2 separate regions of the Homo sapiens genome follow, and region 2 is linked to region 1. Evidence: chromatin contacts called from ENCODE Hi-C or POLR2A ChIA-PET data. All regions are on one chromosome and are shown on one strand. The core of a region is the stretch at or near the end of the contact, and the rest is flanking DNA. Distances in the headings are between cores, read along the strand shown. Region 1 has its middle 250 kb from the start of INHBA. Region 2 overlaps GLI3 (GLI family zinc finger 3).

Region 1 (2,777 bases), core at 130-2,629:
TGGACAGATGTGGATCAAATGGAAGGTGTCTCGGGGACCTGGGTTCATAAAGCAGTGAGTTTCTGAAGAGCATCAGGGCTAAGAATGGCTGAGCAATAAATCTGTAACTTACAGTCACCCCAGAGAGCCTGAGATATCCAAGGCATGAGAGAAAGAAGTCTCTTATTTAGGAGAATATAGCCAATCCTTGAGCTATGACATACACACTGGGCTTTTTTGTTTGTTCTTCAGCCAATACAATTTTTCTTGCCTACCCAGTTTGCCGCTTAATAAAAAATTCTCTCTGGGCAATGCATCTAGGTATATTTTGGATAAATATTTGGGGGCGTCAGAATCATCTTCAAATGAAAATGTAAGCATTTCTTGTCTTGGCTCACTGGGGATAGCAGCCACAGCCTTCTTATCTTGGTAGTAAGTGAGGCAGCTCAGTTCCTTTTCTTCTTCCCCCAGGGCCCTGGCCTGTCTCCAGCTCTGCGCCTCAGCGGGGGAGGAAGAGAAGGGAGGTAGCTGGCTGCTTGTCTCCAAACAGCAACGGAATGCCTTGGCCTGGCTGTTCAGTAATCCCCTGCCAGCTGGCTGCCTCCCTTTCCTCTGGGAACTCAGTGAATCACACCTCCGCAGCGCGTTTGGCTCTTGCAAGCCCTGAAGGGCTGGAGGCTTGTGCCTGCCAGCTCCGAGGAGCTGCAGCCCAACTTCTGAGCATGGATCATGTCGGGACCCTGGAATTTCTGAGCACAGGAGGCTTTCCAGCTGCAGGGGAAGAACACTCATCTGGAGGCACTGCAGGATTCAAAGTGGGTTGGGCTGTTCACAGGGAGGGGGCGAGCGCTTTTTCTTTCCCCATCTTTTCTTAGGGACCCTTCCAGGAGCAGAGGTTTTTGCGTGTAGGGAAGCAAAGTAGGAGAAGAGTGCTTAGTCCTCTTCCTGTATCTGCTCCATGATGACCTCAGATAAGGTAAACCTTGCATATGCTCTCCAGCCATCAGTCAGGGCATGAGCAGAGCCCCAGGACGGTTGCACCATGTCCCACGTATGACCAAATGCGTATTTGGAGTTTTTATTTCAATAGTTCAGGAACAGGCATACAGAAGGGAGGTAACTGCTGAGATGTCCCTTCTACCGCTGGCGTAGAAGCATGCATTCTAAAACTGGATCTTTTTCAAAGGTAGGGATGTGATCAGGTTTTAGCTTCTTCCAATTGGAGTGACTAGAGGGTCTTTCTTTAGATGGGGTAGGAGGACAAAGGCCGAAGCGGCGCAGGAAGAGAGCAAAGCCAATCCATCCATGCACATTCTCCTATCCAGGCATGCTAAATGCTTCCTGAAGTTAACAGCAAGCCTCGGTTCCAAACGGAGGGCCCCAGGGTGAGGCTGGCCAGCTCTTCGGCACTGCAGTGCTCCTTCTAGTCGGGTTAGCAGACTTGCCAGGCCACTTCTCAGCCACAGGCTGGGAAGTCTCAAGTAGGAGAAGGGAAACCAGGAGCAAGAGGGAAGTGTGAGCTGAGCCCCACAGAGCCGCGGCAGGGTGGGAAGTCGAGGTACCTGTGAGGAAATTAACCTGGTACTTCATTACAATATTCCTGTAGAGTGAAAGGAAAAAAACTAGGTCCATGCCCTGCTCACGGGGAATTCCACATACAGTTCCCTCCTTACTTGGTGAAGAGCTGGTGATGGCAAGTCCTGCTTCTTGGCCCCAGTTCTCCCCAGCATCCCACCTCTGTGGTCACGGTCTTCCTTTGCAGGGGTCAGGCTGGAACCGGCCTCCTGGGGGCTGGGAGGAAGCTGAGGGAAGAGTGCATCATTCCTGACCTCTGCAGCCCCTCCCTTGCCCACTCTCCTGCTTTCTTCCTGCAGGGAGGGAGGAGGAACTTGCAGAATGGGAGGGGGGTCTGGCCGCTTGAGGAACCCAGCAGCAGGGCAGCTGTGGGCCCCATGAGAGTCCGAGGGCACCCCAACCACCTCCAGTCCTTCTCCAGCACCCTCCTTGCATGCCACTCCTGTCATTGCCAAAGGGTGTTTTACAGAATTATTTTTCCTGAAAAGATCAAAATAATCTCCCCCCACCACCCCTGAGGCTTGCCCCCAGTCTATTCAACCCAGGTCCTGGAGGAACTCAGCAGTGGGCAGTGAAGCATGATCCTCGGGCTGATTCACGGGGTACTTCATGCTTCCTGCTCTACCTTCCAACCGCTTCTTCACTCCCCATTCAGTTCAGAGGCCCAGGTCAGGCTCAGCGGCCTTCCTGACACATTGCCAGATGGTCTTGTCTTCACAGGTCTAAGTCACCTTTGCATTCTCTGGGTTGCTTGACCTATGGCCATTCCAGCACATCAATCGGAGCTTCCCCTGGTCCTTACCCTTTGCCTCATCACTCAGGACAGGTATCTATCTCATGGGTCAAGGGAGTTGCCATGCCGGCTCTGTTCACTAGAACATCTACCTTGTCCATGCTGCTGCCTCTTTCCTATTGGCCAAGTAGCACAGCCAAGCCTCTTGCATGGAGGAGGAGAGAGAGAGGAAGAAAGAGGAACAGTTACAAGAAAAGTTCAACCTTTCCTACTCTCCACCCCTTCTTGATCCACTATCTCTTTCCTTTCCTTGGGAAATAATGTCTTTCATACTCTCCAAGGTATGCATTTTTTTTTTCCAATTTGGTAACTACTAAAATTGGAGCTTGCCTGTTAGAGGATGAAAAGCACCATGTCATAGTTTAATGGACAGTGCGTGTTCTTTCTTAGTGGGAACATGGAGTACCATGTGTCTTACTGTGGAAGGCGT
Region 2 (2,700 bases), core at 42-2,541, 150 kb after region 1:
CAGAACTGTGCTGTCCCCAGCCTAAGGCCTCAGGGTCCAATGCCCACCCCTCTTGCTCCTGCAGAAATCTAGGCTGCAAGGTGCTCCTAATCTCTGTGTCCCTCCAGCTGCAATAGGAACCCTAGTCACAACAGATCTTATGGCCACATGAGCAAGGACGGGCTCCTGCCAAGGCATCTGGTAGCTTCCTGCCCAGGTAAGGTGGGCCTCCCTGGTGGGCTCTGTATTTGTTTTGCTGCTGGACAGAAGAGCTCCTTCTTTTAGAATCATTTGCAGCAGTGGCCTCTACATACTGGTTGGAAATCTATAATTATATGGAATAAATAGACACAAAATGAGAACAAGAAGGATTGAAGTGATGAATGTTTCACACAGCTAAAGTTACTCATTTTCAAAGAATGTCCTCTGCTCAATAATCTGTTCTTCCTACTTCGTGGTGTGAAAACAGCCTTTGTGTTGTGAAATGGTAATGACAGCAGAGAATGCTCTGGGAATTGTTTGCTATTTTCCAGTGTCCCAACTTACCCCAGCCCTGCCATGCCCATATTTGGACAAATATCTGGTATCCCTATGTTGGTATCTGCCCCACAGTATTTTTTTGGAGGGGAGGGGGCGGTGGGGAGGGCGGATATTTTTTCCATTTCTTACTGCCAACAATGTGGGAACTACTGATTTGTAGTAATTAAAGACTGTGAAGATTTCCAAAGAGAGAAATGGAACACAAAATTGTGTCAGGTGTGGCGGCTCACACCTGTAATCCTCGCATTTTGGGAGGCCGAGGCTGGCAAACTGCTTGAGCCCAGGAGTTTGAGACCAGCCTGGGCAACACAGCAAGACCCTGTCTCTGCTCAAAATAAAATAAAATAAAATAAAATAATTAGCCAGGTGTGAAGGTGCAAGTCTGTAGTCCCAGCTACTCAGGAGGCTGAAGTGGAAGGACCCCTTGAGCCCGGGAGGTCGGGGCTGCGTGAGCCGAGATCACACCGCTGCACTCCAGCCTGGGCGACAGTGACCCTGTCTCAAAGGGAAAACAAACAAACAAACAAACAAAAAACAGAAACACAAAAGCATCAGGGTAGCTAAAAAGAAATGGCACCAACTCATGAACTTGCACAGAAGCACGGAGTGTATTCAACTCAGGCGACTGAGGGTATTTGGGCATAAGAAACAGGTCGCAGGACAACAGTCACAGGGCTGACACTGAAGGCAGGGGACAGCGAGAGTTCTGCCCTTGCTGACTGAGAATGGCACTGAGGGCAGGCGATGCAGAGGGGCCAGAGAACAGAGCAGGAGCTGGCAGATGAGAAAAGTGGAGGGAAGGTGGCTCTCTTCCAGGGTTTTTGTGAATGGATGGGTGGGGAGTATTTCCTCCACATTCCAGAGGAGGGAGGAACAGTGACAAGGCCAGAGGGTGGAGAAAGGCTTAAGGAATCTGTCTCTGGGGACACTTCACAAATGCACAGCAATCTCTGCATCTCTTCACGCCTGCTCAAAGAACTGCTGCCTGCTATCAGCAACGCGACCTGTGTTTTGTTTCCATTTTGTTTACTGTTGTTGTTGTTTTAAAAAATAACCAACCTTGCCGGTGGCGTGCTGGATTTTTTAAACTTTTTCCTCTTCACTGGCACACTCACAAGTTTGTTTAGTGTAAGTCTGAGAATCCAAAGGGGTTTTATGTGCCTCACATTCATAAATCCTCAACTGCTTTTCAACCAAATTTATTGCCCCTGAGGATTGAGGGTGAATGGAAGAGTCAAAAGGAATCTCCTGGGCTAGAAGGAGAATGCACAGAGCTGTGTGCACACAATGTCAAATATCCAGATGAAAAGTGAAAACTTGAGCAAATCCTCCAGATGCTTCCAAGGACCTGAATGCTTGGTGAGTCCGCAGAAATACGTGGATGCTTAATGGAACTTTGCACCGTTAGTAGCAATAGTTAGCACTGTGTTTGTACAGCCCACCACGGAATTCACAGATGTGTCTAGACTTAACTTTGTCAATCCTGATAAATTAAAAATGATATGTTATGCCTCCCTCTAGAGTCATGACCAGCATCTTCAGATTAGACTAGAAACCTCTAATCTAACAGATTAGAAAACTATGCCTCTTCTGGGGAGACCTAGCCCCTCTGGCACTCAGCTTGGTGAGCTGATGGCGCTTTCCGCAAACTGGAAAGATAGACTCTTCCTCTGGGTAGCTTGGTGAGCAGAGTATGTGTTCAAGTTTAGCCCCTTATTTCTGTCCTTTGTGCAGTAAACACCCAGCACAACTGTACACAGACACCCTGCCTCCCTCTACAGTGCCCAAACACAACTCAGCTAGAAGTCTGACCATTTCAAAGTAAGAGGATAGGAAATAATACATGATTAAGACTTCTTTAGCATAAGCCACACACACAAATAGATTCCACAATTACAGAGGGAAAAAGAAAGAGAAAGGGAAAGGAAAAGAGTGAAGCTGCCCTAAAATGGCTTACCTTAGCATAATAAAACCATGGGATTTCAGAGCTGGAAGGCATCTTTTTAAATTATCTATTTATCTATTGCAACCATCCCTTGCAAGAATCCTTTGCACGACGTCCCCATCCCACCCTCCACCAGCAGTCATCCAGCCTAACCTGAAACACCCTCCCACCCCTGTCTCTGAGAACTGGAAGTCTGACGCCATCACCCTCCTTTCACACTGCTCTATGCACAAGAA

What was found. A loop is a pair of places that touch in the nucleus more often than their neighbours do. ChIA-PET counts read pairs that join two places held with the same protein, here RNA polymerase II (POLR2A). Pooled maps may share reads with other maps.
Region 2: a loop to region 1 is called in a pooled map, with 2.1 times the contacts of the local background. The contact joins two enhancer-like sites. A Hi-C loop is called at or near these places in 1 of 168 maps with a recorded cell type or tissue (Caco-2) and 1 of 50 pooled maps. POLR2A ChIA-PET finds 5 or more read pairs at or near these places in 3 of 52 experiments (AG04450, HEK293 and PC-3).

The regions. Positions count from the first base shown.
Region 1 is chr7:41,955,518-41,958,294 of GRCh38, forward strand. No RefSeq gene overlaps it. Among named protein-coding and RNA genes, the nearest start is that of INHBA, 250 kb to the left of the region's middle. Within about 2 kb of position 1,380, at least 4 of the 41 ENCODE cell types and tissues checked have a DNase peak (open chromatin) inside an H3K27ac peak, as active enhancers do.
Region 2 is chr7:42,106,305-42,109,004 of GRCh38, forward strand. The region is part of intron 3 of GLI3 (GLI family zinc finger 3); the gene reads right to left. Among named protein-coding and RNA genes, the nearest start is that of GLI3, 130 kb to the right of the region's middle. Within about 2 kb of position 1,292, at least 4 of the 41 ENCODE cell types and tissues checked have a DNase peak (open chromatin) inside an H3K27ac peak, as active enhancers do.